Linked DNA regions of Homo sapiens: region 1 is linked to region 2. A link is a contact called in ENCODE Hi-C or POLR2A ChIA-PET data. All regions are on one chromosome and are shown on one strand. The core of a region is the stretch at or near the end of the contact, and the rest is flanking DNA. Distances in the headings are between cores, read along the strand shown.

The links. A loop is a pair of places that touch in the nucleus more often than their neighbours do. ChIA-PET counts read pairs that join two places held with the same protein, here RNA polymerase II (POLR2A). Pooled maps may share reads with other maps.
Region 1: a loop to region 2 is called in a map with no recorded cell type, with 9 times the contacts of the local background. The contact joins two enhancer-like sites. A Hi-C loop is called at or near these places in 1 of 168 maps with a recorded cell type or tissue (GM12878), 27 of 37 single-sample maps with no recorded cell type and 7 of 50 pooled maps. POLR2A ChIA-PET finds 5 or more read pairs at or near these places in 6 of 52 experiments (B cell, GM10248, GM12878 and 3 more).

What each region holds. Positions count from the first base shown.
Region 1 is chr7:69,836,027-69,841,794 of GRCh38, forward strand. All of the region lies in intron 1 of AUTS2 (activator of transcription and developmental regulator AUTS2), which reads left to right. Among named protein-coding and RNA genes, the nearest start is that of AUTS2, 240 kb to the left of the region's middle. RefSeq lists an enhancer at 4,497-4,616. Within about 2 kb of position 4,482, at least 2 of the 41 ENCODE cell types and tissues checked have a DNase peak (open chromatin) inside an H3K27ac peak, as active enhancers do; they include GM12878 and OCI-LY7, where a contact is called at or near this core.
Region 2 is chr7:69,802,839-69,808,606 of GRCh38, forward strand. The region is part of intron 1 of AUTS2 (activator of transcription and developmental regulator AUTS2); the gene reads left to right. Among named protein-coding and RNA genes, the nearest start is that of AUTS2, 210 kb to the left of the region's middle. RefSeq lists an enhancer at 1,295-1,344. Within about 2 kb of position 1,838, at least 2 of the 41 ENCODE cell types and tissues checked have a DNase peak (open chromatin) inside an H3K27ac peak, as active enhancers do; they include GM12878 and OCI-LY7, where a contact is called at or near this core.

The DNA.
Region 1 (5,768 bases), core at 3,232-5,731, 36 kb after region 2:
CATTTATCTGTTTCTTCAGTTGACCATTGGAAAGCCTTACAAAATTATGTGCGTGAGAAATGTCAAAGTGACAGATTTGGGTTCAAAAGATTGTACACTTTTATACATCCACCCTTTGCCCTTCTTTTTGGACTTGAGTATTTTAGACAAAACTAACATTTTCTTCAGCTTAGTATAAACAGATTTCTGCTCAGATTAGCTGAGAAGGCATACACCATGTTATCCTTTTATGGATGAGTGATACATGTGATGTCTTTGTCAAATAGGAATTGCCCTCTGCCTTGTGTGTTTGGAGAGATGACTGGCCACACCTCTGAAGCAATCAGCTGTGGCCAAATTAACATAATATGGTACCTGTACATAAAACTAAATATAGAACAATTTTATCTTTTTGTAGTAAGGATACTATATTCCGAAGAATTCATGTAAGTTGAATTATTTAAAGTGGATTTAGGGACATTCATTGTAAAGTTAATCTTTGGTAAATCCTTGTGTGGTGATTTTTTTTCTCTCCTCTTTTGCATCCCCATTTGAAAGCCCACAATTTAATCTATTTGGGTAAGGTAGATTCTTATGTGATTAAATCACTCCAGTTTATACGCATTGAGGAGTAAAGTCACCAGACTAAACTCCTCAGGAACAATGACAGAGAGTTTTGCCATGGGTGTTTGGGAAAACTGCATTTACTTTCTGCACACTTAAACTCTGTTTCAGTCCACATATTTGCACGCCTAAAAAAATTAACAAATTTTCACAGTAACAATGATACTAGCGTTTACTTATTGCTCAAAAGAGGTATTGACCGCTATAGTGTGTGTGAAGTTGGAAACTTTAGGATGATAGCCATAGTTTGTACTTCGAGCTCACTCTAGTGGGGGAAATAGACAAGAAAACCCATAATTAGTACACAGTAAATGTTAGGTATATTTCTCATGTGAATGTGTGCAGTATGGTAACTGCTCGTTAGAGGGGACCCTATAGAATTGATTACCTATAAGAGACCTTGACTGCGCTTGGGATAGTTAAGGAAGGCTTCATGAAATAGCGACAAATCAGGGTTAGCTCCTGGCCTGGGATGATGGCTAAAAGGACTAAAGGGCGAGTCTTTGCCTCAGTTTCTTATTTGAAAATGAGGATAATAATAATCCAACTTTATAGAGATTATTATGAGGATTCTGTGAAACAAATGCACATAGATAGTTAGGCAGTCCTGGTAATTGGGAAGACATCAATAATGATGTAAGTTATCCATGTCCCTAGTCCTTTATTTCTTACAACAACAATCCTTTCAAGACAGTAGTACTTTCCCTATTTTGAAGATGCTCAGAGAGGTTAATTTGCCCAAGGTTACCCAGCTAGAACTTGGTAGGGTTCAGCTTTGAATCTAGACGTCTCTCTCCTGGTTACCTTTTGTTCTCTTTATGCTACTCAGGGGGCCCAAAATGATTCCAGCTGCTTCCTGCTTCATTATCCCCCTAAGTGCCCCACTGAGAGGAGTCTACAATTGCCTGCCCCTCCTCTCCCTGCCTCCTGGTCTTGCCATGAGTCACTGCTGAGCCATTTGTGTCAGAGAGGAAAATGGGGGCTTGCTATTCACATGTAGCAATTTGCTATGTGTTCTTGCTTATTTGCCAGGGACACCAGCAGAGAAGCGTTCATCAAGAGGCGTCATGTTTGTTAAGGGACCACATGGTGTATTTTAAAAGCTCTTAACTCTCTCTGGTATCATCGATTATGCTTTAGCATAAGAAATAAAGTGACACTGAGCCTCTTATTAATAATACACGTTTTCCATTTAACTTTGACTGGTTAAATCTGGCATAAAATGCAGACTTGCAAACCAGCCTCCCTGGGATGTGTAGCTTCTCTTAGGCTATTTATGATGCGGATCTCTGTTGAGCAGCAGCCTCTGCCTGCAGCTAAGGCTCTGGACTAGATGTTCTCTTTTCCTTTTCTCTCTTGATGGCATGGATTGTTTTGTTTCACAAGGCTCATGTTCTAGATGGGATTGTAGCTGGTCTACTACAAGCTGGTCTAGTTGGGATTGTAGATTGGTATGGATAAATACTGAAATGGGAGCTGGTATCTGACAACTGGAGGGGTTATATATGTGCCCCCATATTCTGATCAAGCTTTGGCATTTTGTGCATTTGGCAAAAGTCAGTGGTCAATATTTGAAGTTTGCATGAAGTTAGAAGAATTTTGGGCTCTGAATATGAGATGACTTAGAGATAATATGTTTATTTTACAGATAAAGAATCAGGCCTAAAGCGATTGATGATGATGATGATGATGATAGCAGAATCTCTAACAATGGTTAAGCCAGACACTGTTCAGAGTGATTTTTGTGTTAACTTGCTTGATCTTCACAATGACTCTGTCAGGTAGACAGTATTATTATCCCTGTTTTACAAGTGAGGAAACTGAGGCACAGAGAGTTTCAGTCATTTGCCCAAGCCACATAGCTGGCAGGTGATAGAGCTGGGGTTTGTACCCAGGCTATCTGGATCCATCAAAACCTTTGCTATCTGTGTATCACTACACTGTAGCTTGTCCAGAGTTACAAAGCTGGGCAGGAATAGTCCAGGACCCAAATCCCAGTCTTTTGTTGGCTGAACTATATTTGTTATTTAAAGATTCTTTTAGCAGTGGAACTCTTCTTTAAATGGAGATATTACTAGATAGCACAACCAAATAAAAAAAGTGGAAACTTAGCTGCTGTGGTTTAAGTGGGATAGGCCAGGCATTGACCATGCATTCCCTTTATTCAGCCCTTGCTGTGGCTTCTGAGAAAGCCACATGGAGCATAGTTTTATTTTATTTATTTTAATTTTTAGTCCCTACAACAAGACTCACAGTAGGGATATGATTTTAAACCCTGGCTCTAGTTAGGGATATGAGCTCCAGATTGCTCTCTTTTGGGTCACAATTAAAATCCTAACCGGCAACAGATATTTTTGGTCAGATCTGGTCATTCTCTCTGCCTCCGTACCCATTGGGGGCAAACTATGAAGCTTTTGTAGCTGCATTATTGTAGATTTGCAGGATTTCTGTTCGTAATCAGAATCGGGTATGTGTTAGAAAAAGGCCTTCCTGAGTGTATGAACCCCTTTGCCTGCTGACAGTCTCTGGGCTGGAGTTAACATTAACATCTGCATGCCCAGAGGACAGTGAATTGCTAACTTTTCACTGGCTTTCTTTTTGCTTGGACATTTTACAGTGCTCCAGGGTCATCATTCTGGGCAGTACTTACCTTGTAAGTACCTGATTTTGGCTCTTTTCTCACTCACTAGTCTGTGATCTAGTCTTCTCTCTGTGTCTGCAGAGTTCAGTCCCATTTCTGGAGCAAAGCAGTAGCTCAGTAAATGTCAGTGGAGTTTTTTGAATCACTTTTTATTATTCCAGATTATAGGCATATATGTATAGATCAAGTAGGCTGAATATGACTTAATCCCCAAGTTTCTTCTATAATAGGACCTTATTTTATCTCTCCAAGTAATGGAATAAAGGGATGGAAGCTGGTCTAGTTGGGGTTGTAGATTTATAAACAAGACATTAATCTGAAGCTTATATTCTTTTAGAGAGTTACAAGAAAACCCAAGATCTCCCCCCATCCCCAATTAAACACTTTGTTCTTTGTAAGGATAGTAGAGTAGTAGGAGTGGGGGTATTCAGGAAAGCAGGTCTTAAGGCAGAAGAATCACATCAACATCCCAAGTTCTATTCCTCACTGCCTCACGAATGGTCTGCTAGCCACCTGCAGTTGTTGTTGTTGTTGTTGTCGTGTTTTGTAGGTAAAGGAAATATGGCAGGAGAGTGAAGTATAAGAGGTCCAGGAGCTTGGTGGAGGTGGAGGAGAGGGGGGATGGGGAAAGATAAAGAGGCAGATAAGAAACAGGAATCATTGTAGACCAGTGGTTTTCAGAGTGTGGTCCCTGGACCAACAGCTTCAGTGTCAGCTGGGAACTTATTAGAAAGGCAAATTTGCTGGTTTCACTCTAGACCCAGTGAGTCAGGAACTCTGATGGGGGTGGGCAGCGTCTTTGAAAACCTTTACTTCACTAACTTTTTCCCCCTCTATCTTAAATATTCCCAATTGTTTTAGGTTTTAGTTGATTCCCATATTATACTTCAATTGTGTGTCAGTGAGTAGGTCTGTATTAAAGGAGAACTGTTGAGGAAACATAAAGAAATCTCTTTGTATTCCAAAAAGCGTTTCTCAGAGTTAAATTACATGTTTTGTTAGTGTCTGTTGCTTTTGTTCAGATTAAGCTCTGAAACAAAATTAAGATTCTCGTCAAGGCTTGAGCTTATTAATAGCTGTTTCATTTGTTTAGCGCTAATTTAAAATGTCTGATATCTGTAGAGGAAGTGCTTTATAAAAACACATACTTGTTAAGTGTTCCACTAGGAGAAGCACTGTGAAGTCCAAAGGATGTGGAGATTAGGCAAATAACTGTGGTTTTGTTGAGCTCTCTTCAGTGTAATATATGTGTGGGTGGGATAAGAACACTGGGCTTCACAGGTCGAAGAGGCTTCCACTGGTCAGATTTCAGACAATTTGTGCATTCAAGAGAATTACTGCAACTGAGTGTAAAACACTGAACAAATAAAAATTCTTGAACTCATAGTGATGAGAGATGGGGTGGGAGGAGAGAAAGAGACAGACAGACACTCTGGGCATCATTGGAGGTGACTATGATGTCAACTTCTCATTCTATAAATTGTAAATTACATGAAACAAACACCCTGTCTTTACTGAGAAACTGTAGTTCTTTCATGATTGGTAAGAGAAACCTCTGCTTTACAAATGGATGCTACCAAATAAAATATAGAAGGATACAGAATATCAGCATTTGCATCCTGCAGTGAAAATTTGAACAGGCAAGTGCCGTCAATGCAAAACTAGTTGAAAGCATGTTGGGGAACAGAATAATCTTATTAGAGAATAACCCACAAATTACCAGCAAAGGGGAAAGTATACCCTTAACAATGGCGGTCACCACCTTAACAAAGTGGTTCAACTTAGCATCACAGTGGTAGGATAGCCTGACAGTAGGAGCTTCCTGATGTGACGAACTACACAGCATCACCAACAATTTATGCCAAAAATGTTTAACCTGAATCTAACCAGGTGTATTAGGCTGTTCTTGCATGGCTATAGAGAAATGACTGACACTGAGTAATTTATAAGGAAAAGAAGTTTAATTGGCTCATGGTTTTGCAGGCTTTGCAGGAAGCATGGTGCTGGCATCTGCTCAGCTTCTAGAAGGAGGAGAGGGGTTGGCACATCACATGACGAAAGCAGGAGCAAGCAAGAGAGAGTGTGGGGGAGGTGCCACATACTTTTAAATGACCAGATCTTTCAAGAACTCACTATCACAAAGACAGCACCAAGCCATGAAGGATCCACTCTCATGATCCAAACACCTCCCACCACCAGCATTGGGGATTACAATTCAACATCAGGTTTGGGCAGGGACAGATATCCAAACTATAACACAAGGTTTACAGAAAATAGAAGGGTTTGAAAAACAAATTAATCCACACCAGGAAGAAACAGACCAAAAATGTGGGTCATTCTCAAGAAAACTGGTATGTCTGATCTTTTCAAAAAGCCAGTGTCGTGAAACAAATTGCTGGTGGGTATTACTCCGGATTACAAGAGACTAAGGGAACATAACAGTCAAATTCAGTGTACAAATCTTGATGGGATCTGGCTTAAAAATTATAACTGCTGTAAAAGATGTTTGAGGCAGTTGTAGAAA
Region 2 (5,768 bases), core at 588-3,087:
ATTCTTTGTGAATTCTTAAATCTTCCATTGCGAAGATCTTTGTACAGAATACTGGTTCTGTTTATATTGACAGTTCTTCAGAGAATTGTGTGTTGACTGTTCATGGCAGAAACACCATAAGTTAATTGCTGTTTCAAATTTCATTGACACTTTCCCCCTCATTTGGAGGTCATTTCCTCAAAAATGTCGTTGTCCACATGACAGTTTGTGTATGCTTAATAAAAGAGAATGACAAACCCAAGTTCAGCTGTTGTTACTGGACTGGGTGGTTTTTAGCTCCTCCCACAATGGGCAATAATCAGTTTGGGGTCTCAGCAGAATTATAAATACCTGCATTTCATAGTCTTCCTGAAGGAATTGCTTTACTTGGAATACTGTAGTTCAGACTGCTGATGTACCGTGCACTCCTTTCTCTTTGATGATCAGCTCTGAAGTGCACCAATTGGAGAGAACTCTTGAATAAATGCTGTCACTTGTCACATGTGGTCACTTTCTGGGGACTGTGCATGTGCCAGTGGGGGCCATCTAGAAGCCACCGATGCCCACTAATATAACAAAACTCACTGGGTTTGCTTCTCTATAATGATGTTGGATTGCTTTGCTGGAAATCCTTACCATCTTGGTTTCTCTCCTCTGTTTCCTGTAAACACCAAATAAAAGTCCTTGCATACAAATGTTACCATCTTTGGAAAAAAAAAAAGTCCTTGTAGTTGTTAACAGTTACAGAAAATATAACCTGAAGACTTGGAGTCAAAAAACAAATCCCTGCCTTCCCATACAGTCAGTACCAGCTATAAGCTAATTAAACTCAACTGTTCCCACCTGTTCCCGGGGAGGCCTCTAACAGTGGCACATGCTTTTCTCTTTGGGACTTAACATTTTTCAGAACTCTTTAAATTTCATTTTCTAGGCCAGGCATGGTGGCTTTTGCCTGTAATCCCAGCACTTTGGGAGGCCAAGGCAGGAGGATTGCTTGATTCTATGAGTTTCAGACCAGCCTGGGCAACATGACAAGACACTGTCTCTACAAAATAAACAAACAAATTAGCCAGGCGTGGTTCCAGGCACCTGTGGTTCCAGCTACTCAGGAGGCTGAGGTGGGAGGATCATTTGAGCCTGTGTGGTTGCGGCTGCAGTGATCATTGTTTGCACCACAGCACTCTAGCCTGGGTGACAGAGTGAGACTCTTGTCTCAAAGAAAATTTTTTTTCATTTTCCATTGACACCATACTAAACAACGTGTATTTCCAGAATCAACCTTTATTTCCCTAAGAAAATGTAGATTGTGATGTCCCTGGTGAGCAATAAGTTAATATTGGCTGATAGTATTTGAGCAGCAGTGACAGATAGGAGGAAGACAGGAGGGAAGAGATGGGAGTGTTGCTGGGGGAGTGGGTGTGAAACCATAACACACATATATGGTCACGTACACATCTGTAGTTTACTCAAATGGCATTTTCACAAAGCACAGTAGTGTTGCAGGTATCCCCCAGTGGGCACACAGAGCTTTCAGTCCTCACTGTGTGAAACTTCTCATACCTTTGATGTTGAATTTAAGTTCATTAGTGGCTCCTATAGCATGTCAGAGGTTTACCTCACTTGGTTCCTGACTCAACTCTGAAATGCTGAGTTTAGGGTGGATTTGAAGTGTCACCTTCGTCTCTACTTTCTAAGAGTCAGTAAAGAGCTGCCATGATAGTTAATCCTATAGTGCCTCCAATGAAGACTTAAATATACTTACTAGCCCAGACTTTGCTTTATCATTCTCCTGATCTATTAGTTTTATTCCTGTTGACAGCCAAAATGTAGGATCATGAACCCCACAGTTACATGGATGGTGACAGACCTGAGTTGTTGTCGAGAATCGTGCTGAGTTTTGTTATCACATTTCTTGTCTCGATTTGTAGCATCTCTGGATTTTACTTCTTTACCAGAATAGTGGTTATCAAAGTGTGGTCTTCGAAGCAGCAATATCATCATCATCTGGGAACTTGTTTGCAATGCAGATTTCCAAGGCTCTACCATGACTTCCTGAATCAGAAACCTTTGAGGAGGAAGCCAGCAATCTGTGTCTTAACAAGCCCTCCTGTGATTATACCCAACTTTAAGAATCACTACACAGACAGACGTTGCTTTCCTTTTAGTCTCTTGAGCTTGTAACAGTTGATATTTTAACTTTTATATGAGAGAGGACAGTTATATCTTCCTTTAAACTCTTATTTGGTGCAGTTGATTGTCAGATGCAGAGTGCTGATGTGAGGATGGACTGTGAATATGATCCACTGTGGCAGTGTTTATAGTCTCAGCCCAATGCCTTGTTGACTTAAGTAGCAGCCTTGATAACAGGAGATAAATCTGCAAAGATACTGTGAGGTTACATGGCAAGGCTTTTAAAATACACCAACATTACATTTGTGGCAAGTGCTTTGCTCAATGTTGGCATTTTTGAAGTCACCCTTTACCTCTGCCCCCTGCCCAGAAATTTCCTTGTGAGAAATGTTTTTACGTTAGACAAACTGCCATGGGGGAGGATAGTCAGAAAGAGGAGACAAATAATACGCAGAGGCAGACTTTTTTTTACATTTGTTGCTCAGAAGAAAAAAATTCCAATGAAGAATGAAAGAGGCTTCATATCCTGAATAAAGTAAATGATCTGGGTAGGATGGTACAGGAATAGAATGTGACTATAAAAAAGAACCAAATTGTGCAGACAAGAAAATATGAAGGAAAAAAGAATAGGAAAAAGACAGGGAAAATGCAAATTCTTATGGAATATTTTTGCAAATCTGTGTACAGAAGGAACCAAGCAACGCAGATCAGTTCTTCTGAGGCTGGGAGTTCTAAAAATTATGCAGTATCAAGGAAGGCTTTCTTCCTGAGTCAAGTGTAGGAAGCAGAACCAACCTTTATTTCTCTATGAAGATGTATATTGTGATGTCCCCAGTGAGCAATAAGTTAATATTGGATGATAGTATTTAGGCAGCAGTGACAGAAAGTTTTCTTTCTCCTGACTGAATCTCACACCAAGGTCCCTTTTTATTTTTAATTGTTTAGTTTAATTTTTGTTTTTTGTTTTTTGAGACAGGGTCTTACTCTGTTGCCCAGGCTGGAGTGCAGTGGCGCGTTCATAGCTCAACTACATCCTCAAACTCCTAGGCTCACACGATTCCCCCACCTCAGCCTCCTGAGTAGCTGGGACTATAGGCACGTGACACCACACCTGGCTAATTTTGTAACTTTTGATAGAGACACACACGGTCTTGGTCTTGCTATGTTGCCCAGGCTGGTCTCAAGCGGTCTTCCTACCTCCACCTCCCAAAGTGGGATTACAGATGGGAGCCACCATGCCCAGCCAAGGCTTTTTTTTTTTTTTTTTTTTTTTTTTTTTTTAAACCAGCGTCACAACCACAGAAGAAAGACAAGAGGAAGATATGAAGACAAAACTCAATTTTTTTTACTTAGTGTGTCTAGGTAAAGGTTTAGTAGGAGATAATGTAGAAATGAAATATGATAATAGCTTATTTGTGTTGAGTGCTTTGATGTATGAGGCATTATTCTAAGGGCGTTATACTTGTTGAACTGTCTACTTCTTACAGAGTCTGATGAGCTACACTCTGTTTGTGTATTTGTTTTTGGTGGCTTTTTTGAGACAGAGGCTCACTCCACTGTCCAGGCTGGAGTGCAGCGGTGCCATCACGGCTTACTGTAGCCTCGATTTCCCAGGTTTAGGTAATTTACCCACATCTCAGCCTCCCAAGTAGCTGGGACTGCAGGTGTGCACTACCACGCCTGGCTAATTTTTTTGATGAGCTAGACTCTGTTACCCTCATTTGCTAGTTCATGAAATTGAGGCAGAGAGAGAAAGTAAGCAATCTGGCCAAGGCCACACAGCTAGCAAATGGGATTTAATCCCTAGCATTTTCATTCCAGAGCCTTGCCTTTAGCCATCACACTCTACTGTTTCTCTTCCATAGTCGTCTTCTTTCTTGTGATTCCAAGTTAAAGAATTGTCATGGATGAGCTTTTTCCAGGAGTAAAGGTACTTGTTGGACTCTTCATCAGATTTGGTCGCGGGAAAAGAGGTTGTTGCTCTTCCTTAGAGACCTGTTCTTTCTGCATTTAAAATCTGAGTGTAAATTTTTTTTTAGCTGGAAATTTTAAACGTGTAGCAAGTGTGGCCAGCTTGCTCTTGTAATGTTTAGTTTCCTGGACCTCATGTTGCCTCCCTAAAACTTAAATGGGGTTGTGGTTGCACAACAGTATCATGGAAATGAAATGAATCTTAAGCCTAATGAGTTTGAATAAGATGAGCACAATCTAATTTTGTTTCCAGTCGTTTTTCCTCCTTTAAACAAAGAATATCATGCCAAATTGGAAACATTGGATTGTGTCACTGTGGGTATTTATTTTTTACTACATGTCACCAAGATCCAGATTTGTTGAGTGTATTAGTTACATATGGGGTAAAATTCTGATTTTTTAGGTGTATTAGTTATGTATGGGGTACAAAATTACCACAAAACTTACCATCTTAAAACAGCAAACTTTTACTATCTTAGTTTATGTGGGTCAGGAATTTCTGAGTGACTTATCTGGGTAGTTCTTGCTTGACTTCTCTTTTGAGATTCCAGGAGTAAAGGTACTTGTCAGACTCTTCATCAGATTTGGTCCCGGGAAAAGAGGTCATTGCTCTTCCTTAGAGACCTGTTCTTGTTGCATTTAAATTCTTAGTGTAAATTTTTTTTTAGCTGGAAATTTTCAACCTGTGTAGCAAGTGTGGCCAGCTTGCTCTTTTAATGTTTAGTTTCCTGGACCTGCAGCCGAAATGTTATCTGGGGCCACTGTCATCTGAATGTTTGACTGGAGCTGGAGAGTCTGCTTCTAAGATGGCTCATTCATATGGCTTTTGGCAGGAGGCCTTGGTTTCTCACCACATGGACTTCTTAACATGACAGCTGGTTTTACCAGCGTGACTGATTCAAGAGAGAGAAAAATGACCTAATCTTGCAAGTCAGACACTGTCACTTCTGCCACATTCTGTTAGTCAGAAGCAGGTCATTAATGGCAGCCTGCACTCAAGGGGAGGAGAATTAGGCCCAAGCTTTTTTTTTTTTTTTTTTTTTGAAATGGAGCCTTGCTCTGTTGCCCAGGCTGGAGTGCAGTGGCACGATCTCCCAGGTTCAAGCAGTTCTCCTACCTCAGCCTCCGGATCCTGAGTAGCTGGGACTACAGGCTTGCACTACCATGCCTGGCTAATTTTTGTATTTTTAGTAGAGACGGGGTTTTACCATGTTGTTCAGACTCATCTTGAACTCCTGACCTCAGGTAATCTGCCCGCCTCTGCCTCCCAAAGTGGGGATTACAGGTGTGAGCCACCGCACTCCGGCCAAGGCCGCACTTTTGAAGGGAGGAGCATTAAATTGTGGACGTATTTTAACCACCATAGTAGGCCTGACTCCACACCTACTAAATCAAACTCTCTGGGTATAGTAATTTTCATTTTTAAGATTCTCTCAAATGATTTTTATACACACTTAAAATAGAGGACAACTGGGTATCTAGAAGTAAATGAATGCTATCATGGCACTATACTAGTTTATTTAAAAGGCCAGATGTTTTTCACATGTTTAGCATTCTAAATATTTGAGGTTTGTGGATGAGGTCACTTGGAAGTAAAAAAAAAATTTTTTTTCAGGTTTGCGCTTAGGCACTAAATCATATACTAGGTAATATAGTACACTCTGCTCAGACTGCATTTTATCTGGATG